Regions from separate parts of the Homo sapiens genome. Here all the other regions are linked to region 2. Evidence: chromatin loops called from intact Hi-C (ENCODE). Cell type or tissue: psoas muscle. All regions are shown on one strand. Region 1 has its middle 17 kb from the start of SLC28A3-AS1. Region 2 overlaps QNG1 (Q-nucleotide N-glycosylase 1). Region 3 overlaps SLC28A3 (solute carrier family 28 member 3).

What was found. A loop is a pair of places that touch in the nucleus more often than their neighbours do. Peaks named below come from ENCODE experiments on the same cell type or tissue, not always from the same donor. Only the 100,000 strongest peaks of a DNase experiment are listed, where the experiment ranks them.
Region 1: a loop joins it to region 2, with 9 times the contacts of the local background. A loop is called at or near these places in 103 of 110 quality-filtered maps.
Region 3: it touches region 2 in a loop (9-fold over the local background); 74 of 110 quality-filtered maps call a loop at or near these places.

What each region holds. Positions count from the first base shown.
Region 1 is chr9:84,257,564-84,265,563 of GRCh38, reverse strand. No RefSeq gene overlaps it. Among named protein-coding and RNA genes, the nearest start is that of SLC28A3-AS1, 17 kb to the left of the region's middle. RefSeq lists a silencer at 4,292-4,351. In psoas muscle, a CTCF peak has its summit at 4,232 (motif pointing right); a DNase peak (open chromatin) is centred at 4,233; H3K4me3 peaks cover 303 bases.
Region 2 is chr9:83,934,665-83,942,664 of GRCh38, reverse strand. It overlaps QNG1 (Q-nucleotide N-glycosylase 1), which reads left to right. Exons shown (of 4, transcript NM_032307.5): 4 at 2,922-4,354. The coding sequence ends at 3,154. Among named protein-coding and RNA genes, the nearest start is that of KIF27, 17 kb to the right of the region's middle. In psoas muscle, a CTCF peak has its summit at 4,601 (motif pointing left); no DNase peak of the experiment used is centred here; H3K27ac peaks cover 1,976 bases.
Region 3 is chr9:84,311,084-84,319,083 of GRCh38, reverse strand. SLC28A3 (solute carrier family 28 member 3) reads left to right here. Exons shown (of 18, transcript NM_001199633.2): 2 at 5,630-5,725. Among named protein-coding and RNA genes, the nearest start is that of SLC28A3, 26 kb to the left of the region's middle. In psoas muscle, a CTCF peak has its summit at 3,638 (motif pointing right); no DNase peak of the experiment used is centred here.

The DNA.
Region 1 (8,000 bases), 320 kb before region 2:
CACGGTGGCTCAAGCCTGTAATCCCAGCACTTTGGGAGGCTGGGGCAGGCGGATCACCTGAGGTTGGGAGTTCGAGACCAACCTGACCAACGTGGAGAAACTCCATCTCTACTAAAAATACAAAATTAGCCGGGTGTGGTGGCGCATGCCTGTAATCCCAGGTACTTGGGAGGCTGAGGCAGGAGAATCGCTTGAACCCAGGAGGCAAAGATTGCAGTGAGCCGAGATAGCACCATTGCACTCCAGCCTGGGCAACAAGAGGGAAACTCCATCTCAAAAAAAAAAAGAAAAAAGAAATCATTTTCCCCCTTTTTAAGTCAAAGACTTACATGACTGCCAGCCTGATTAGATGAGAGAGGCAGTGTTAAAATATTATATTGACAAAAATGTACTTCAAACCAAGGAAAGTTTATCTTCACCTGCAGATTCAGCTCAGGTGGATGTATATTGCTCATTAGAGTTTCAGAGCTAAAGAAAGTAGCTCAAGCTCACTGGCACTTTCAGAGATAAAGAAAGTAGCTCAAGCTCACCGCTAGTGTCTTTTTGGAGAGCAAGTGATCTGGGCATCTCAAATTGTGATCTACAGAAACTGTTAAATAATTCCATTGCATCAGAGAGCCTGTTCTGAGATTCTGCAGACTCACGTTAAACAGAAGGAGTAACAGGATCCATCCTCCTCCTAAGGAATTTAAACTTATTTATTCATTCATTTACTTATAACCACCCTTTCCCCAGTGTGGACAGAACTTAAAGTGATTTGCAAAGACCCATAAAATAATCTGAATTACAAATTGATGTAGCACAGCCTGCTACTTGTCTCCTAATAGCCCATCTCCATTTCCTCTGCAGTATTGAGACTGCTCATTTTCAGCCAAAATACATGGTTGCCCACCTTTCCCAGCTGTTCTCATAGCTAGGTGTACTCAGGTGACTAAGGTCTGGTCAATGGGATGTAAATGTCAGTTGCATGCGCAACTTCTAGAGAGCATCCCTTAAAAGAAGGTTTAATTGTGTCCCTCTTCTCTCCCATTCTCCTTCCTGCTGGCTGGATGTTGGACATGATAGCTGGAGCCACAGCAGCCCATCTTGTACCATGAGTTGAAAGCTGGGTGTTGAGGACGGCAGTGCAACACATAAGAGGTCTGGGTTCCTAATAATTCTGGAGCTGCCATTCTAAACTTGGACCACCTACTCAGAGAGAAAAAGAAGCTTCTCTCTTATTTAAGCTACTGGTATTTTGTGTTTTCCATTCCCCACAGCCAAGCTTAATCCTCACTACTAATGCAAGTGAGACAAAAAAAGAAAATGGCAACATATAATAGAGTAAGAAATAAACAACACAAAAATATATACCATAAAAACCATATATATTTGCTATTAATGAGTCGCAAATTTAGATTCAAGCCTTCTAGTGGTTGACGTGGCTTAAAACTTTTAAGAACACAGCTCTTGGGATCATATGCTTATTTTTTAAATTTCTCAAAAGAAATACTACTATTCCTGATGTTAAAAACAAACAAATTTATTCTGAATTTTTATAAAGAGGGCATCTATCATTTAATGTAATTAACAACAACTGAAACTACTTCCTTATAGTAGAAACAACGTGTTTCGTGATGTTCTTCAGTATAGGTCAGGAGAATCAAAGTGAAGATGATTTGAAATCGCCCCGTGTAGCTGTTCATGTGCTACACTAAATTGAATTCTTTCTTTCTTCATCCCTTGCAAACACTAGCTAGGCAGTGACTTACACAGGTAACTGGTGGGAGGATAAGAAAGTGGCTTAAGAAGCCAAATTGTTATAGAATCAACCCACATCAGTGTTGTCTACCACCAGCTCCAGTACCAGCATCACCAACGAGAAAAGGATAGAATAGCCATGTCCTCCCTTCCACAAAGGGTACCCCATTCAACTTTTCCATTTTTGGCTTATTTTCTCCTTTAATACATTCAATGTTACTTACATTTAAATTTTCTAGGTTATTTTAAACGTATTAAAAGCCATGTAGGCTAGGCACGGTGGCTCATGCCTGTAATCCCAGCACTTTGGGAGGCCGAGGCGGGCAAATCACCTGAGGTTGGGAGTTCGAGACCAGCCTGGCCAACATAGTGAAAACTCTTCTCTACCAAAAATACAATAATTAGCTGGGCATGGTGGCGGGCGCCTGTAATCCCAGCTACTCAGGAGGCTGAGGCAGGAGAATCACTTGAACCCAGAAGGTGGAGGTTGGAATGAGCTGAGATCCTGCCACTGCACTCCAGTCTAGGCAAGAGAGTGAGACTCTGTCTCAAAAAAATAAATAAATAAAAATAAAAGCATGTGTCTTTGCACGCACATGCATGTAGGAGGAGGAGAAACTCAATGTGTGATATTTTACTTCTACTGTCTGCATATTTCTAAATATAAAATACAGGTAGATATGAACAAAACTCAGATACATAAGGCATAGGAAACAAAAAATATAAATATTTAACTTAGGATTCATGCACCTCAACTGTGAATACAAAGTGGCAAGCATCAGCAATTTATGTCTCATAAAGGAAACCAGAATGGATCCCAACCCAGAGGCAGTGACAGGCATCCCTGAAGCCACGGGATACATTTTCAGCAAATTTAAGCACTTAAGTGAGATGCTTGCTGATATAGATCCTCATATTTGCTCCATCGATTCTAGGGCATTTCAAGGAGGATCCTGCCACAAAGATTCGCTGGTCAAACCTGGTTCTCTTCCTTGCCTTAACCTGTTAAAGGGATGACGTATGAACATACTGTGTGGGGAATGAGTGGTGAATTTGCACCACCTATGGCAGACAATTACACACTTTGCATCCAACATGGTTCCTTTATAACTTATGACTAGGTTTTGCTAATATATTCTTTCCTATAACCCAACACTGGCTTTGAGAAAAAGAAGTCTACGCTAATTTTTGTTTGTTTGTTTTACCTTAAGCATTACCTATTTTCATGATGCAAATACTGTACCTACATCGGTGAAGTAGAGGGGTGCGTGGATATCTTCAGGATAGCCAGTCATTCCGAATAATTCTAGTCCCACCCGAACAGAACACAAAATGAAGTCCTCTTTATCCCCCAGTAAGAATGGCTGAGCATCTTTTCTCATCTTTAATCTAAATTAACTGCTCAATTCACCTGGGCAGCCACAGGCGAAAATCTCAGAAGTTTATCACACTGGTTTAGTTATTATCTCCCTAACTACTAAAAGCCACTTTTAATTTACATACTGAATGCACACACAAGTTATTTTTCCTACAAATGGAATCTCTAATTAGGATCAGCTTCATTCGAAACTGGGCAGCAAATGGGAAAATGAGAGGATTAGAGAACATCATTAATAGCAACTGCAAATAACCTTTTAATCAATTTTGAATATTTCCCTCTGAGGACTCACTCTTCCACTTATGAAACAGAAAATTTTGGCCTGCCATTAACAATAATCTCGACAGCATGCATAACAATAGTAATAATGGGCATTTTAAAAGTCAACCAACATGTGGATAGATATTTTTCATTATGAAATGCTTTCATTTGCATTTTTATCTCCTTTGATCTTACACCTGCCGTGTGTGTGTAGTAAGGTGTTTTTACTTCATTTCACAGACACAGGGCAAAGGGGTTAAGAGTGTGTCAGGTTACTTAGGTTTGGGTCTCAGTTCTACTGTTTATCACCTGTGTGGCCTTGGACAAGTTACTCAGTGTCTCGGAACCTCAGTAAACTTACAAAATGAAGACAAAAATGTCTACCACAGACAGACGGTGTGAAATGCGATCACACTAGTAAAATGCTCCATTAGTGGAGGATGGGTTCAGTGCTCTTCCCAGGGATGAGTAGTTTAATCTGCAGAACCAGGAAGAACCTGGGATCCAGATCTGGGGCTTGCCTGAAGCAAGAATCAATTTCAGAGCAGAATCAAGATTGACATTTCCAACACTTAACCTTTTTCCATTTCTGCTGTCCTATCAGCTACGCGAGCGCTCTTAAAGAATAAAAGGAATATGGAAACTCCTTTGGGACAGGGGTGCAACACAAATATTTTATGATCAATAGAAGAATCTATAAATAATGAATAGAACCCATAGAATCGTGCTGTCAATCCAGAAGCCTGGAAATGATTGTCACAGATTGCTTTTGCAGCTTGGGCACAGCGGAAAGCAGCCTGGCCACTTAGGGGACGAGGCCTAATGCTGAAGTCCAGAGCTGGCCACAAGGTGGCAGGATGTCACCAGCGAGCATGCTCAAGCCCAAACTTCCTGGAGCAATCTCCTTGTTCCCGCCCAGGCTAGGGCACTGATTGACGCCTGAAGCTCAAGATGACAACTTGAAATATTCCAATCAATATCAGCCCGAAATCTAATGCCAAAAATTCCGTAAATGCCATTCTTCTGCCTAATTGCTCAGCTCTTAGACAAGACAGTAAAACAGGCACGTCATCCTCCATGTACAAAAAGAAACTTCAAGGTGACCGTGAACTTATTCCAATATAAATGACTAACTCTTTTTGCATGAATTCCAATTTTCAAATGTACTAAAAAAAGTGAGAAGCTTTGGGTGTCAGAAGCAATCCTCCAGAATTCCTGGAGCTCTCCTATTATAATGTTTTCCTACAAAGATGAATATATCTAGCCAGGCACAGTGGTTCATGCCTATAATCTCAGCACTTTGGGAGGCCAAGACAGGAGGATCACTTGAGCCCAGGAGTTTGAGACCAGCCTGGGCAACACAGTGAGACCTCGTCTCTACAAAAAATAAAAAAAATAGCTGGGCATGGTGGCATGTGCCTATAGTCCTAGTGACTCCGGAGGCTGGTGCAGGAAGATCACTTGAGCCTAGGAGGTTTAGGCTGCAGTGAGCCATGATCTCACCACTGCTCTCCAGCCTGGGTGACACAGTAAGACCCTGTCTTTAAAAAAAAAAAAAAAGACTATATGTTCAAAAAATACTCAAATCTAAATTATTTCTATACAACTCAAATGCCACCAACCATTTTTAAAACCTGAATTTTCCTACCAACCTATTTCTGAGCTACCTTCTCTCTTTTCCTCTCCATAAAAGTGAATGTCTAAAGGATGATACAATAATTTAAATAACAGCCTAACTTTATACAAGGTTTTATATAGACTTGTATTATTTTAGAATCAGACAATAACTGGGAGATTATCTATTTCAATCTTTCATTTTCTTAAGAAAGAAACTGGTGTTGCCAGAGGTTAATAAATTTGCCAAATATGACACAGCAAGTTAGGTCAGAACTGAGACCCAAACTTTGGTCATCTCTCAAGATAGTTTGGACTAACTATGACCATTTATTTAACTGTGCCTGGAAAGTCATGACTTTCCTTTAGCCTGTAGAACAGCAAGCCAATAACAAGGAAGAAAATATCAGTTCAGTATTTTGCTCCATAATTCCAGCAGTTCAACTTGGCTTTGTACTAGAAACAATGATTAGGACAAACACTATCTGAGGAGCATCAAGATGAATACAATAGTAAAGCCCTAAAAATCAAATAAAATCCCTAACAGGTCACAGCCATTCAAACGGGATAGAAGATTGAGGAAAATTCAAGCAGAAGGAAGAAGATGCCTCTCCAGGGATGCTGGAGACCCTGAGCCCTCTCTCACAAGATGTGACTATAAAGTAATGCGACTGATTTTAAAAGAAACACAACCAGAGCTTACACATCTAAGTGAGCCCTGTGTTGCTTGGGGAGCTGCGTTTTTGTGGCAAGGATGCTGCCGCAGCTCAGATATTAACTCTTGTTTGGGAATTGTCTTCAGTGTCTTCTTTAGCACGTTCTTCTAAATGTTGATCACACACACAAATCTTGGTCATGCGAGAGTGGAGTTTTTTCTAGAAAACTTACAGTGTCAACTCTTGGAAAAAGGTGGCGGGTCAAGGTAGATCATCATATTTTGGGATAAATCTGAGTTGCATGTATTAAATAGTAACTGGGTTCATTTTCCCTTGTGGCTTAAACATTGGACGGTGTGCTTCATCTAGAGAAAAAGATTCACCCACATGGAGTCAGTCAAGGAAAAACCTTAAGGAGCATGAACAAATCTTTGTGTTACTGACTTCAAAGAAAGGCCTCTTAATTCTAGTTCTTAATAATTTTATGTCTGTTGATAAGCTACTCTTCTGTCTCTCAACCCACATCTAAGCTCTTCTAAAGGAAAGGTCAATTATTAGATCAAATCATATGAAATTACTGCTATTTGACCATATTTAATGTACAAAAATCATGTCTTTCAAGGTAATCCATTTAACAGCTTTATATCTTAATAGAGGCCAGGTGCGGTGGCTCATGCCTGTAATCCCAGCACTTTGGGAGGCCAAGGCAAGTGGATCACAAGGTCAGGAGTTCGAGACCAGCCTGGCCACCATGGTGAAACCCCATCTCTACTAACAATACAAAAAATTAGCCAGGCATGGTGGCAGGCGCCTGTAATCCCAGCTACTCGGGAGGCTGAGGCAGGAGAATCGCTTGAATCTGGGAGGCGGAGGTTGCAGTGAGCCAAGATCACCCCACTGCACTCCAACCTGGGCAACAAGAGTGAAACTGTCTCAAAAAAAAAAAAAAAAAAAAAAAAAACTTAGTAGAGTGGTAAAAAGCAGTTCAAACGTGTTATCTAACATCACCCTGCTGCTGAGATGGACAATACTGAACATCGATATTGAGATCCTAGAGCATGTGATGTTAAACAGCCTCACAAGAGCCAAACGTCAGTTTTCTCTCTTAATAGTCCTATTTTTTATGCATTTAGGTTTTTCTCACCATCTAATTTAAACTGCACATCTTGAGGGTATAAAATATTCTGCCAAACACACCCACAAACAGCCTTTCACAATCAGGGCTATTCTGTAAAAACCATCCGTCTTACCCCAAGCAATGATGATAATGTGATTACCTACATATTGGAAAGCAGGTCTGCCAATTTGGTCCCTCTAGGTCCTGGGTCTCAGCCAGACAGGCCAGCTGATCTGATTTGTGCCTAAGCGATTTCACTAAGGAACAGAGTGTACCCTCCGCCTTTTCACCTCCCTCCCGCAGGGCAGATGTGACCCGGCCGATCACGGTTGAAGTTACTGTGCAGTGAGCCTTCTTTCCCCCTCTAGTTCTTCTCTTTGCTTTTCATTTCTTCGTTATCCTGCATTTATCATCAAAACGTGATCAGAGAAGCCCCTGGCCAGTTCTGCCCCTTCCCCCCTTGCTACACACCAGGGTGGACATTCATTTGAATATTCAGATTCATCCTCCAGTGTCTCTAATCTGCCTGGGAGAAAGGACTCATTGGTTAGAGCATAGAAATTTCTGGTTATTATTTCAGCATACAAATGTCATTTTATGTTTGGGTGGGTCTGCAAAAACTGTGTGACGTTTATTTGCCTCTTACATGATATTCTTCTCAGTGAAGAAAATACATCACTGATAAAATCTGGCCCCATGGGGTTTACCCGGTCATCAGCAGAGCTATCAAGACCCCGCGTAGAAGAGGCCTGCTCCGTGCTTCCCACCCAGGACTCAGCATCGGCCTGAGCAGAAAACCTGCACCGCCCTCCCAATCCCCTCCCCTACTCTTTTTCAGCAATCACTATCAGTGGGAAGTCACTCTGCACATTCAATTACATTGTGACAAATCTTAAATTGTTCACCTGCGCCTCAAAATGAAAAAAAGTGGGGCTACAACGCTATGGAATTATGGTCTCTGCTGGGGTCTTCCTAGTAAGTCCTAGGCCTGGCAGGAGGTGTTCACACGTCTTTTGTTAGCAGCTGGGCTGACCTCGCCTCAAGGCTCTTTTTCATTATTGCTGCCTGGAAAGGTATTTCCTGTTTTTTGGGTTTTTTTCTTTTAAAAAATATTTTTTTAATGAATCTTTCGTGATCACGAAAGCAATCTCTTTTCAATATCAGAAAATTAGAAAATGTTAACTGGGCCCAGTGGCTCATGCTTACAATCCCAGCACTTTGGGAGGTGAAGGGG
Region 2 (8,000 bases):
ACAAACTGTAAATGTAATGTAACAAACATAAGTATAGTGTACTCATTTTTAAAAACTACCTTAAGTGAAATCTAGGACCAGCTTAATTTGACCAGGTGAGGTAGGACCTTCCTTAACTGGCTTCCAATGGTACTTCCAAACTTGAGGATTTGCTACATTTATATTCTTTCCCTTCTCCCCTCATCTGGGTATCTCAGGGACAACCCTTGGAAGTGCCACTTAGATTTCTGTCCACTGTCTTTAACCCATCTCTTCACCAAAGACGTAGTACTTGGCCAATTATAAAGACTAACAATGCAATTTAACTAAAGTTAGCTTTTCACTGTGATTCCAGGGCCAGTTTTTAGACCAAATACCTGGGCCATATTACCTTCCCTGACTCTAATCTATGTCAGTCCACTTAAATGTCTTTTTCTGTCTGAAGTCCATGTTCTATCCCATACTGTAAGTTGCTGCATTAGTTATTACATTAGTTTCCTAGGGCTGACATAACAAATTACCACAAACTAGATGGCTTCAAGGAACAGAAATGTATTGTGTCACAGTTCTGGAGACTGGAAGTCTGAAATCAAGATGTTGGCAGGACCATCCTTCCTCTAAAGGCTCTTGGGAATAATTCTACCTTGCCTCTTTCCAGTACCTTGTGGCTCCAGCAGTCCTTGACATTCCTTGGTTTGTAGCTGCATCACACCAATCATGGCCTTCTTATCCTTGTGTCTCCTGTCTCTTTGTATCCTCTTTTCTTCTTTTTTTTTTTTGAGACGGAGTTTTGTTCTTGTCGCCCAGTGCAATGGCGCCATCTCAGCTCACTGCAACCTCCTTCTCCCGGGTTCAAGTGATTCTCCTGCCTCAGCCTCCTGGATAGCTGGGATTACAGGTGCCCACCACCATGCCTGGCTAATTTTTGTATTTTTGGTAGAGACAAGGTTTTACCATGTTGGCCAGGCTGCTCTCGAATTCCTAACCTCAGGTGATCCACCCGCCTTGGCCTCCCAAAGTGCTGAGATTACAGGCATGAGCCACTGCACCCGACCTGTATCCTCTTCTTTTCTTGCTTGCTTTCTTTTTTGTTTAGAAACAGGGTCTTACTCTGTCACCAAGGCTGGAGTGCAGTGGCATGATCATAACTCACTGCAGCTTCAAACTCCTGGGCTCAAGCGATCCTCCCTTCTCAGCCCCAGCCTCCTGAGTAGCTGGGGCTACTAGAGGTGCATACCACCATGCCTGGCTACTTTTTCCATTTTTTGTAGAGAAGGGGTCTCACCTTTCCTTCATTGGATTTAAGGTTGATCCTAATCCAGTATGACCTCTTCACCTGATTACATCTGCAAAGTCCCTATTTCCAAACAAAGTCAAAGTCACAGGTACCAGGTGTTATGACTTGAATGTATCTTTTTATGAGCCACAGTTCAACCCACTACTATTATCTATTGCTGTGTAACAAATTACGCTAAAATTTAGTGGTTAAAACAACAGACATTTATGATCCTGGGTCAGGAACCTGAGTGCTGCTTAACTTTGTACCTCTGCCTCAAGGTTACAGTCCAGCCGCCAAGTGGAGCAGTGTCTTACCTGATAGCTCTACTCGGGTGGGAGCGTCTGCCTCCGTGGCCACTCTGTTGGCTGATTTGGCAGTTTTAGCAAGTTGATAGTCAAATTTGGAGGAAATGATTAACAGCAAAACTGAAGAGGAAGGTATGGGCTTCTATGCTAGCACCTGGGGCAAAGTAAGGAAATGGAGGAACCTGGTTAATCACTGTTTCCCCACCTGTTCCACTGACCAGTGCCTAAGCCCATGGGAGAGTTGGATGGAGGGGGCATAAGTAACACTACTTAAGGTCACAAGATATCCTGGGTACTGTGAGACTTTGTGCATGGGTGCAGTTTGGTGGCCAGAGGCCAAATACAGCTTGCAGTTGTGTTAGGTTTGGCCTGAAAAATGGCCTAGCAATTTTTAATTAGTTTCCAACACTTGAAAATTAGGAGATTTCACATAAAAATCAAACTTCCTGACTTCTCTCATAAGAAAAATATGGAAACACACAGTACCTTTGCATAGTACTATGTACACTACCTCGCTCACTACAGTTTGCATCTGGCTGCTGCATATAGACATGGGTCCATGAGTCCTACTCTAGTCTCAGTGGTAAGACACAGCCAGTGCCTACCTTGCAGGATCAGATATTCCCAAAATAAATATTTATTTATTTTGGAGATACGGTTGGTTCTGTTGCCTAGACTGGAGTGCAATGGCGTGATCTCGGCTCACTGCAACCTCTGTCTTCTGGACTCAAGCGACCCTCCCACCTCAACCTCCCGAGTAGCTGGGACTACAGGCAATACTACCATGCTGGGACTACTACTCCTGAGTAGTTGGGACTACAGGCACATACCACCATGCCTGGCTAATTTTTGTATGTTTTGTAGAGACAGGGTTTTGTCATGTTGCCCAGGCTGGTCTTGAACTCCTGAGCTCAAGTAATCCTCCTACCTCAGCCTCCCAAATTGCTAGCATTACAGAGGTGAGGCACTGCACCCAGCCTACAATAATTTTATTTCTGGTATCAAACCCAATTTTAAATTCCATCTTTTTAATAACTAGCAGTCATAGTTTTAAATTTATGGTTACCACTTACTCATTTATCAAATATTTATTGGGGAGCTAGTATGTGCAAGGTGCTATGCTAGCTCCTGGGAATATTGAGACAAGCCAGATATGGCCCCTGTCTTTGTGGAATTTAACTTGTAATTTAAAATCAGTGCGAAAGTTTTGAAATGATTTAAATTACCAAAAATAACGTCTGAGATTTACAGTTTTAAAATGAGTACCATTTAAATACTCTGTTTTGTTCTACAGGAAAGTTCAAGTAGATTATGTATCATTGACTATTAATTTTTCTTACTGCTTTTCCCCCTTGCAGGAGAAATGCTCTCATATGGAGACAGGCAAGAGGTGGAAATCAGAGGGTGCTCGCTTTGGTGTGTTGAGCTGATCCGGGATTGTCTTCTGGAGCTTATTGAACAAAAGGGTGAAAAACCTAATGGAGAGATCAATTCCATTCTTCTGGATTATTACTTATGGGACTATGCCCATGACCATAGGGAAGATATGAAAGGAATTCCGTTTCATCGCATACGTTGCATATATTATTGACCTCAAGTGTAAACTGATCCAAAGAAAACCCCCTGCGTTTTATATCATATCATCTGTACAGTTTTGCTTTGATATTTAGAGAACATGATCGAGGTTATAGGAAATTGATTGCCCATTCTCACTTGAAAAATACTTCCTAGGCCGGGCACAGTGGTTTATGCCTGTAATCCCAGCACTGTGGGAGGCTGAGGCGGGTGGATCATCTGAGGTCAGGAGTTTGAGACCACCTGGCCAACATGGTGAAACCCCATCTCTACTAAAAATACAAAATTAGCTGGGCGTGGTGGCACGTGCCTGTAATCCCAGTTACTTGGGAGGCTGAGGCAAGAGAATCGCTTGAACTCAGAAGGTGGAGGTTGCAGTGAGGCGAGATTAGGCCATTGCACTCCAGCCTCAGCAACAAGAGTGAAACTTTGTCTCAAAAAACAACAACAACAACAACAACAACAACAAAACTTCCTAGGCCAGATGTGGTGGCTCATATGTATAATCTTAGCACTTTGGGAGGCCAAGGCAGGAGGATTGCTTGAGGCGAGGAGTTCAAGACCAGCCTAGGCAACATAGGGAGACCCCCATCTCTACAAAAATTTAAAAATTAGCCTAGCATGGTGGCACGCTCTGTAATCCCAAATACGCGGTAGGCTGAGGCTGAGGAGGGTGGATTGCTTGAGCCCAGGGGTTTGAGGCTGCAGTGAGCCACAGTCACGCCACTGCATTCTATCCTGGGCAACAGATGGAGACCTTGTCTCAAAAAAAAAAAATTCCTGACATCGCTATGTATTCCCAACTTTATCATTTGTCTGCCTGTTTAGTTTTGACTTATGTTTTTTTTTTTTCCCCCCTGTGGACATGTAGTTGACGGAAATCGTGAAGGAACTTTAATATTTTATTTAAATTTCCCAAAACTAATCATGCCTTATGTGACTAATCTTCAGTGATAATATTTCATCTACTGATATATTTTCTTGAGGTGTGTAATTTTCAGTATACCTTAATCATTTGGTATAAAAAAGAGAGAGGTTTTTGATATATGAATGCTGTTCTTGTAAAAATCAATCTTGACACTTTATTTTAAACTTTTTATTGGTAATGACAGTGGGTTTTGTACATCATGATTTTCAATTTAGGATATCTGTCTAATTTGTTTTTTCAGAGTAACTATATTGGAATTCAATAAAAATATTCAAAATTTTTCTTAAACCTGGAATGGATTATTTCATTAAAATAGAATTTACTATATATAATTTTAAAAGGTTTACTGTAAGTTAGATTATTTACCTTCTGCTGCAGAACTCTCATTACCTGTCAAGTACTCATTTCCCACCACCCCCGCCACATTCCTTCTAACAGAATCTTGATTTTGTTAGGTATCTACCTTGTCTGCTTGCTGTGACTTCAGAAAAGTCAGAAAAAGATGCCCTTTTCCCAAGCACTTTACTGCCATCTGCTGGAAATTTGTCATAATAACCTTACAAATGACTGTGAGTGAGGCCTCCTGGAGTTGTGCACTACACAACTTGCACAACCATAGGAGTGGTCCTGTGTCTATCCCTGTCCTGTATGACTCAGGGGATGGTGATCCCATCCCCAGTTCTGGAGGTAGATCTTGTATGAATGGTTTACTATTCCTGGTCACTTTACTCTCCTTGCCTGTGATTGCTTTGATAATGGGTATATAATCTAGTTCTGGACAGTGACACTGGATGACAAGTCTGCTGGGAAGCTTCTAGAAAAGGATTCTTCACTTTTAAGAAAGAGATATAGGACAAAGTTCCCTTTTCTTCCTCTGAGCAATGCTTTTAGCATGATACCTGCTATCATGCAGGTAGCCATTTTGTGGAGCTAGAGCCCAGCTATACTTTCCATGCCTGAGCCCATCCTATCCATGGACTTCATACTTGAGATAATAAACACATTACCTTATTATTTCCAGCATCTTGAATTAGTTTTCTGTAACTTGTACCAGAAAGCATCATAACAGTTTCCAGTGTAATCTCTGGGCCTCTGCTCCTGCCACCCTTCTGGCACTTCCTGTCTTCCCTTCCCCCTTTCCCTCTTCTCCTCCCCTTTGCTTCTCTGCCCTCCTCCTTCTTCTTCCCTTCTTTCCCCTCCCCCCTCTTTTTCTTCTCCTTCTCCACTCTCTTTTTTTTTATTTTTTATTTTTTATTTTTTTAGAGATGGTCTCACTGTCACCCAGGCTGGAGCACAGTCGTGAGATCATAGCTCATTGTAACCTTGAACTCCTGGGCTCAAGCAATCCTCCCAAAGTGCTGGGACCACAGGCGCATGCCACTATATCTGGCTAATTTAAATTTTTTGTAGAGATGGGGTCTCACTATGTTGCTCAGGTTGGTCTCGAACTCCTAGGCTCAAGCAGTCCTCCTGCCACTGGCCTTCCAAAGCACCGCGTTTACAGCTGTGAGCCATGGTTTCCCAGACCCAGCTGCCTTTTCTCTTCTGCCACTGAGCATAACCTGGAATCAATCCTGGATGCCTGCATTCTAATCTAGCCAGCAGGATTGAAGCAATAAAGAAGAGTAGAAAGAAAGGGTTGAAGCCAGGTGCAGTGGCTCGCTCCTATGGTCCCAGCCACTGTGTGGTGGGGAGGAACTGAGGTAGGAGGATCCCTTGAACGTAGGAGTTCATGTCCAGCCTGGGCAATGTAGCGAGATCCAGTCTCTTAAAAAAAAATAAGGAAGAAACAAAAAGAGTTGACAAGAAAGGCTCTAGTAGCCACCACATTCCATTTTGGTTTCATCTTACTAGAATTTAGTCACGTGACCACAACTAACTGCCAAGAAGGCTAGGAAAGTGGCATGTATTATGGGCATTGGATACCAGCTAAACTGTGTAGAGAGTATGGATGGGCCTGGGCACAATGGCTCATTCCTATAATCCCAGCACTTTGGGAAGCCAAAGGCGGGATGATCGCTTGAGCCCAGGAGGTCGAGGCTGCAGTGAGCAATGATCACCACTGCACTTCAACCTGGGCAACAGAGTGAGACCCAGTCTCGAGAAAAAAAAAAAGTATGGGTGGATACTGGGAAACAGCAAGAAGTTTTTGCCACCCATTAAGTGGATTTTATAGTTTTCTTACCTGATACAGACTAAGAGCATTAAAATAACATTTTGCCTAATGGCTTTAACAGCCATGGATGATTATTTTTCAGATCTATTATTTCATTAGGGATTGCAAAATGGTAGTGTTCTAGTTCTAACATTTTTGGTTTTTGGGGATTTGTGTGGAGATAACATCCCTCTTGGATTTCAGGGTAGTCTGGGGGAACATAATTAACATGGGGCTAGCTCCTGACGTTCCAGAAGAGAATGGAATGTAGAATTAAGTTCTGAAAGTGTTTTCAGTTGTGTTGATTCATTCTGCACACCCTTTTAAAGGTAATGAAAATGTGCACAGCCTCCTGAAACTCCCTGGCACAGTCCTCCATTCAGAGAAGTCTTTTCTAATTCTTTGGTGACTCAGTTTCCTTTAGTAGCCTTTGATTTGCCATCAGTTATAAAATATTTTGTTTTGTAAACAAATTTCAATTATTTTTCTTCAGAGGCCTCCTAATGATTTGCCTCACTCTATGAACTCAAGTTGTTTAGCCAAGGCACCTTGTCAATGCTTTCCAACCAAAGTAAACAGGTTAGATTTATTACTTGTAGCATGGGGTGACTCAGTAGGAGGATTATTTGGGGCAGGGTCTAAGGAAACTGTTCTGTTGAGATTGGATACTCTCAGAAAGCAGGATCAGTTATACTATTGGCTGCTCTACCATTGACTGCCTCAAATTTTTTCTATAGGGAGGGCAGACAAGAGTAAGGATAAAGCTGTCATTGGTAAAGAAGTCAGCAGTCACTCATTTTAGTGGAGATAGGATGTTTGGGTACTTTGTACGGCACGATGCCCTTGTATTTTTCTGTGGTTAGGCAAAATTCTGAAGTGGCCTTATTTAGTCTTACTTTATCATGGTCTCTGAGTAACCTTTCTGATCCAGTCTCTAAAAAAAAAAAAAAAGAAAGAAAGAAAGAAAAAAACAAAGGGTTGACAAGAAAGGCTTTGGTAGCCACCACATTCCACTTTGGTTTCATCTTACTAGGATTTAGTCACGTGACCACAACTAACTGCCAAGAAGGCTAGGAAAGTGATTATGTCCAACAGAAGACTAACTGGTATAGCTGTGGGTGCCAGGCCAGCTTTTTATCAGGGGCTGCTTTTTTTCCTTTATCAACCTTAAACTTCTCCCTAATTAGCACCAAGGCAAATTAATAGATTTTGTTTCATTCAATTCAGAAATCATGTATTGAGCTTCCTCACAGTGTCCCCTCCCCTGAAGCTGAATGGATAATGGCTTAGTCAGGCTGGCACCCCAGTCTGCCCCAGATGCGGATTTAATGACTGTATATGACCTAGGGGATCAGCTTTGAGGCAACTAGACCTTCCTTTTCCTTGCAACTCTGTGACCCGTCTTTCTCGAGGTGTGCTGTTTTTTGCTTTAGTTTAAAATTTCCAGCTTTTTGGTGGGTGCTATAGTCAAATACAAAACCTAAACAAGTAAGGGAATTGATCTATTCAGGCTATTACAATAGGAAAAGCACTCCAAATCCAAAGATCAGAGTCTCTTGGCAGGGTGGTTTTGCCTTAGACTTTTATAGAGAGGAGTATACAAGTTACAGGTGGAGGACTTACATGTGGGATTGTTTTGCAATCAGAAGTCTCAGTCAGTTGCCAAACAGGAAATATTTATCTCTGTGTCATGCTGGTTTTAGGTGGACAAAGAGTTCTAATAGAGAGACAAAGAATGAGGAATTGGGCTGAGCATGGTGATGCACATCTGTAATCCCA
Region 3 (8,000 bases), 380 kb before region 2:
TTTTTCTACTTTGGCAGAGGACATAATGTTTATAATTTGTTCTAGAATCATAATCCCTGGAATCATCTTAGATTTTATTATCAAATAGATTCAAAATGTACTAACTCTCTTTTTTTCATAATTTCTCCGTTTATCATTTGTATGGCTTCTTCCTCTAGCAGTTTCTTCAAGAAAGCTCATGGAAACCATATTCCTTTTTCTTTTTTTTTTTTCTGAGACAGGGTTTCACTTTTGTTGCCCAGGCTGGAGTGCAATGGCACAATCTCAGCTCACTGCAACCTCCGCCTCCCAGATTCAAGAGATTCTCCTGTCTCACCCTCCCGAGTAGCTGGGATTACAGGCACAGGCCACCACGCCCGGCTAATTTTTGTATTTTTAGTAGAGATGGGGTTTCATCATATTGGTCAGGCTGATCTCAAACTCCTGACCTCAGGCGATCCAACCTCCTCAGCCTTCCAAAGTGCTGGGATTACAGGGGTGAGTCACCACGCCCGGCCTGGAAACCATATTCTATGAGGACTCACATGTTTAAACTTTCTTAAAACTCTTATTATAAACCTTCCTTTAAGTTTTCTCCTTCGGGTACAGCACTCCCTCTCTTTCCCCTTTCCCTGACATTCCCATACATATGGGTTTCCTCTGCCTCCTGGCTCACAAAGTTCCCAAGGGAAGAATGTTAACAGTGTTCTGAAGCCATAGACATTGCTAGTGTTACAGCCACTCACAGCAGCATACAGAGACTTGACTTCTTGCACCCAATCCAAAGATCCCTCAGCATTGAAAGGTAACAGTGAGCCCCAGGCTGCCCACTGGGTCTCTTGCCACAGGTACTGCTGCTCCTTACCTGGCCTCTAAACCCACACAGGCAGGCAGGTAAAACAAGAACATCTCTGGGGAATGGTCTAGCTAGTGCCCATTAACTCACACTAAGGATTATGCACACCCGAGACTTGAGCCAGAAAGTTACATGAACCAAGTGAGTCAAGACCAATAGATAACGATCAAGGACTTCTAAAATACAGTCTTTGAAAATGCAATCATTCCTAGGCAAAATCCATGCAGTCGAAGAATAACATTTAGAGAAAGGGCCTTAAAACATTTGACATTGGTAGATGGTAAGAGTAAAAAAAGAGTTGAAGTGGGGTATGATCCCAAACAATTTTGAGAGATCAGATTCACCAAACAGATGTTGATTTTGATAAGTCTAATTTCAAATACAGAGGACAACACGACTGTAAATGCCCCAGAACAAGCGAGAAGCAAACTAAACCATGAAATTAACTTAATAGTCAATGAGCACTTACTATGTGTGCCACTGGATGGAGCCACCCAACTTTGTTAGGTAGGTACTGCCTCCATTCCCACAAGAAGCAAGACCACTGAATGAGTGCAAGACCACTCATGCAATTTGCTCTGGCAACCAGGCCAGAGCAAATTCTATAGTGAAGAAAGGCTCTCCTAGCACAGTGGTGGTACCTCTGCAGCAGAAAAACCCCCACCACAAGAACTGAGAAATGGAAGCCAGGCTGTGTGATTACAGCACAGTGCCAGGGAGAGGCTGAAGAATGTCAAACCAGCCATGATGACAAGACATGTCCACAGAGGCAGGAGTCCCCACCCATGTTACTCAAAGGATATATTCCACTTAAAACCAGCGTACAGGGCAGGAAGACCACTATTGTGGCTTGAGAAATGACCACAGAGCCTAGGTGTAGCTAAAAGTGGCCACAAGCTTCTCTGGAACTTTCAACACTTCTATAATTTATACCTTTGTCTTTTAATATCTGGAGTTCAAATCAGGCTTTCTAAGTTCTAATTTCCAAACGGAATTTAATTCCTAGGCACACTACTGTGTCTTTTGATCTTCACCAGGCCCAAAGAATCACTCCTCTATAGGCACAAGATGGTCTGGGGAGGGACAGTCTGGGCTGAGATTCTACCCCAGCCATTTCTGGCTACACAACCCAAGTCAAGTGATTTACTTATCTTTGCCTCAGTTTCCTCATCTGTGAAAATGTGGATCATGGTACCCACCTCATAGGCCTCTTGGAGTTGTTGTTGTTGTTGTTGTTGTTGTTGTTTTGAGACGGAGTCTTGCTCTGTCGCCCGGGCTGGAGTGCACTGGTACGATCTTGGCTCATTGCAACCTCCACTTCCCTGGTTCAAGCGATTCTTCTGCCTCAGCCTCCCAAGTAGCTGGGACTACAGGTGCCCGCCACCACGCCCAGCTAACTTTTGTATTTTTAGTAGAGACGAGGTGTTACCATATTGGCCAGGCTGGTCTCGAACACCTGACCTCATCATCCGCCCGCCTTGGCCTCCCAATGTGCTGGGATTACAGGCATAAGCCACCACGCCCAGACAAGAGTTTTACACAGTGTCTCCTGCCTACTAAATACTGTATCATTTGGTGCAAAATAAAAGCAAAAACCAAAAGTAACAAGAGAAAAGTTAGTTTCATCCCAATAAAGTTGAGGTGGATGGTACAGAGCCGGGGTGAGCCTCCTGCTCAAGGCTTCCAGGGACCCAAGTTCCTCCCAACTCAGCACCCTGACATCACAAGGATGTGGGCCTTGTATCCATGGTCCAGTTGGAACCATCCTCACACTGGGCAGCAAGACAGAGGAAATGACAAAAAGGAACAAGTGCACCTGCCAGCCATCCCTGGCGGAACATTCCCCGAGCTGCCCCCAACAGGGCACCCTTTCTACTTTCATTTCGTTGCCAGAACTTAGTTGCAAGGGAAGCTTGGATATGTAATCTTTTTCCTAGGTGACCATGTGTCAGCTAACATTCTTTGAAAAGGGATACCACAAATAGGGGAGTCATTTTAGAAATTTCCAGTGTTCTAGAAGTTATTATATGGTTTAGAAAGTGAATGAAAGGAAGAAAATAAAAATGCCTCTGTCCATCTCTGCCTCCCTCTAATAGCCACATAGAAAGTGCAAGATCAAAGAAATGGTGGGAAACAAACCCCAGGCACAATGTACTCCTGGTTACTAGGCTGTCCCTTCAAAGGGGGCTCAATCAGGACCCTCATCTTTTAGCACACCTAACAACTAAAACTAACTAGAGAAATTAAATGTGTAAGCTGTAAACGGCCTAGACATACTCACAATGCAATTCCCTCACCTTTCTTACACATTCAACAGAGGGATAGATTTTACCATGAGAACGCAGTCGTGGTTGTAGGGCGTTAAGTGTGCAAAGGTATTTAGTAATGTGAGTTGCTAAATAAATGGAAAGAAACATTGAGCTAAGACATTATCTGGGGCCCCATATCACAGCCCCACGACTCTAATTTAAAAAGAAGAAGAAAGACAGTTGTCTTAATGGTCATTTTCCAGGTACCAGTCAATATCCACAATAACCCCACTAATTCTGTTGGAAATCCTCAAGTGGGAGATATTGTTCTTCCAGAAAATACTAAAAGGCCAAGGCGTATACTCTGTTGGGGGCCAAATAAGACTATTACACAGTGGAGAACAAAACCACACGTGCTCTTGTTGCCACTTAAAGGAGTGCCCACTCTATCCCTCAACACACACACCTTCCACTTTCATTAACTTTAAAAACGTAGGATCCACCCGTGTTCCACCAGTAGTTTTCAGATCCTGCCACCAGGTGGCAGGAGGAATCAACGTCAAGAAGCTGAATCTCCTAATAGAATTAGAAAATGTCAGGATTCCGTAAGGATCCGCAAGAACCCCAAATCCAAACTGTGTTGTATGAATGAGGGAGTTAAGGCTTGAGAGAATGTGGCCTGCTCAGTAGGGACCCTAAGGACTAGCCCCTCAGTGACCTGTGTTCTGTTACTCCACCAATTCATGTTTGGTTTTATTTTTAACTTAGTATTAAGGAACATTTTAGCATCCACCAAAGTAGGAGAATAATAAAATGATTCTCCGGGTACCTGTCAGCCAACTTCAGCAATTAGCAACATTCTGTCATCTTCCCATACTATGTATATTTTTTCTTTTCATGCTGTTTGTTTGTTTGTTTTTTGAGACTGAGTCTCGCTCTGTCGCCCAGGCTGGAGTGCAGAGTGGTGTGATCTCAGCTCACTGCAACCTCTGCCTCCCAGGTTCAAGCAATTCTCCTGCCTCAGCCTCCCAAGTAGTTGGGATTACAAGCACCTGCCACCACGCCCAGCTAATGTTTGTATTTTTAGTAGAGACGGGGTTTCACCATGTTAGCCAGGATGGTCTCAATCTCCTGACCTCGTGATCCGCCCACCTTGGCCTCCCAAAGTGCTGGGATTACGGGCGTCAGCCACCACACCCAGCCCATGCTGTATTTTTATACCAAGAACCCAAGGGTACTACATTGCTGTGCTAATGCAACATTAAAATTACTGTGGGTCATTAATTCAAAACATTGTTAGTGTCTGCTATATGCAAAGAACTGTAGGATATAAGCAACTGTAACAAAAAAGGAAGTATGGCACAATACTTTGATGCATGAATCTTGTACTGTAACTTTTTTTTCATGTTTATTCATTCTTGTGTTTCAGTAAGTAGAAAATGCAATACAACTTGGAATTGCAATATTTGCTGGATTCCTGGGGCCAGTCAGAGATCTAAGTTAAAATTAGAGTCATACACTTGGTCTTTGAAGATGCAGTCATAGTCGTTGGGCTAACAGAAGGCATTTCCTGACACCATTTATCCATTACCTCACTCTAGAAAACGGCAAGTTGAAATGAGATGGGAGAAATATTAGATACCTCAAAAAAGATAAAAGAGACAGGAGACAGGTCCAGTGTTTGTCACTTCTGGAAACAGCAGCTGAGGGGTCCGGACGGCCCTATAAGAGCAAATCTCGTTCAGTTCCTTAAAGTAAAATCAAGACAGCCTCACACACACACAAAAAAGGGCATTTTTCTTATGACCATTACTGCCAGAGATTGCTTTAAACCAAAAAAAACCCATTTCAACATTTCGTAAATCTAACATCTAAGAATAAGGCTATTCAGCCTATGGTTTACCACGTTTTAGTTCATTTTATAAGTTGAAAATCAGTGTGATGTGATAGAAAGGAGAGTGGAAACCTGCCCCTGGTCCCAGCTCTGCCTATTGGAAAGTTATCAGGCCGAGATGAGGGCAATTGTCCTCATTCCTCTCTTCCCCTGGACCACTTTTGTATCAGAACAAAACAAAGCAAAAGTCATATGTTTCTTTTCTTTACTTTCTTTTCTTTTCTTTTTTTTTTTTTTCAGGTAGAGTCTTGCTGTGTCTCCCAGGCTGGAGTGCAGTGGCATGATCTGCCTCTGGGGCTCAAGCAATTCTCCTACCTCAGCCTCCCAAGTAGCTGGGATTATAGGTGCACAACACCACGCCCAGCTAATTTTTATATTTTTAGTAGACACAGGATTTTGCCCAGGCTGGTCTCCCCTCCCACTTCGGCCTCCCATCATGCTGGGATTACAGGTACGAACCACTGTGCCCAGCCGATCATCTGTTTCTTTACAAGCCCAGGATTTGTCAGCTGTTTGTTGAATCGGATGCTTCATCTGAACACCTAATCTTTGTTTGTCTCATCCTCCAAATTCCTCTAGGTATTTTTCATGAAAGAACATCTGTCTTTTGGCTGTAACTTTTTATTTTTTCAATCTGCACTTTTTTCTTAGAATGAAGAAAACTTTCTTGAGAACGAGAACACATCAGGAAACAACTCAATAAGAAGCAGAGCTGTGCAAAGCAGGGAGCACACAAACACCAAACAGGTACAGCAAGACTGTGGTGCATGACTCTAGTACCATGGCAGCCGCTGCGCAACAGGCACCTGAGAACAGTGGGCACAGAAAGCATGGCGCCCCACTGGCACGCAGAGGAACAGATTAAGTGGTAATTAAAGTGTGTGGGGGCATAGTCGTAAAGAAAACACACACGCCCAAACAAAGAGATTTTGTTTTTATCCACCTGTCCTCAGAGTTCCCTGATGGGAAGCATCACTTCACTATTAGGAGTTCCAAGCTCCATCTCAAGGAAAAAGGCATTGGCTTAGACAAAAGCATCTGAGCTTTAACGTAAATGACAGAAACAAGAGGAACCCTCTACTATGGTTCTGAATCTGGGTCCATCATGCACTCGCATTCCTTAGTAGCTTTATACCAGTCCGAGGGACTCTTGCTTAATTTCACTTACATGTTGAATTCTGGACAGGAGTTTATTTAAAGATGGCTTCCTGTTGCCAAAAAGGTGAACAAATTACCCATGTAGGTCACCCCTTAAAAGGTAATTCAGGGCCGGGCACGGTGGCTTATGCCTGTAATCCCAGCACTTTGGGAGGCTGAGGTGGGCGGATCACTTGAGGTCAGGAGTTCAAGACCAGCCTGGCCAACATGGTGAAAACCCATCTCTACTAAAAATACAAAAATTAGCTGGGCGTGGTGGCGTGTGCCTGTAATCCCAGCTACTCTGGAGGCTGAGGCAGGAGAATCACTTGAACCCAGGAGGTAGAGGTTGCAGTGAGCCGAGATGGCACCACTGTACTCCAGCCTGGGCGACAGAGCGAGATTCTCAAAAAAAAAAAAAAAAAAGGAATTTGGGGTGCCCACTAGTGTGTCATTTTGTGAGGAGTTTTCTCGTGGTAAAAGAATCACTTTTTTTTAAAGTAGACAATTTGGAAAACTTATTGTAGCAAAATTTGGAAAACCAAAAAAGGCTTATAATTCAAGAAAAAAAGTCAGTGCCTAACATTTTGGAACACAGCCTTTTTTAATGCAAACATACACCCACATGCATATGTCATCTGTATTGGAATCATACCATGCATAGTACAGTGTTTGGTAACTGTCTATTTTGCTTAATTGATTGTAAAAAATGTTCACTAAGTATTCTTCAACAAACAAAAAAGAAAACAATACTTATGTCCACATAAAAACCTACACATGGATGTTTAGAGCAGCTTTATTTGTAATTGCCAACACTTGGAAGTAACCAAAATGTCCTTCAGTAGGTGAATGAATAAATAAACTGTGGTACATTCAGACATGCAGTGTCTTTCAGCGCTAAAAAGAAATGAACTATCAAGCCATGAAAAGACATGAAGGAGCCTTAAATGTACATTACTGGGTAAAAGAAGCCAATCTAAAATGGCTACCTATTGTGCGATCCCAACTATACGACATTCTGGAAAATGCAAAACTATGGAGACAGTAAATAGTGCTTTCAAGGCATCAGGGGGTGGTAGGGACAAATAAGAAGTGTGGGGTTTTTTGTTTTTTTGAGATGGAATCTCGCTCTGTCAGCAGGCTGGAGTGCAGTGGCACAATCTCAGCTCACTGCAGTCTCCACCTCCCGGGTTCAGGTGATTCTCCTGCCTCAGCCTCCCGTGTAGTTGGGATTACCGGCACCCGTCACTGTGCCCAGCTAATTTTTTTTTTTGTATTTTTAGTAGAGACGGGGTTTCACCATGTTGGCCAGGATGGTCTTGATCTCCTGACCTTGTGATCCGCCTGCCTTGGCCTCCCAAAGTGCTGGGATTACAGGCATGAGTGACCACGCCTGGCCATAAGAAGATTTTTAGGGCCATGAAACTAGTATGCCTGATACTACAATGGTGGATACATGCCATCATACATGCGTCCAAACCCATAGAATGTACAAGACCAAGAGAGTCTCACTGCAGACTTTGGGTGATGGTGATGTGTCCATGTAGGCTCCTCAGTTGTAACAAATGTACTTCTCTGGGTTCATTTGATAGTGGGGAAGGTGAGGGTGGGTAGACAATACATGAAAAATCTCTATAGTTTCAGCTCCATTTTGCTGTGAACTTAAAACTGCTCTTTTAAAAATATTTTTAAAATATTTTTTTCATAAAAACAAAAATTTAGATATTTTTCAATTATAAATGAGGATATGAAGGCTGAGGAGTAGCTACTGGATTTGATAGCAATGGGCCTTGGGTGACATTGGCAGGATGCATTCAGCAGAAGCACAATCACAGTGGGTAGAGAAGTGGGCAGGGTGTGAGGAAGTGACCTCCAAAGAGTAAAC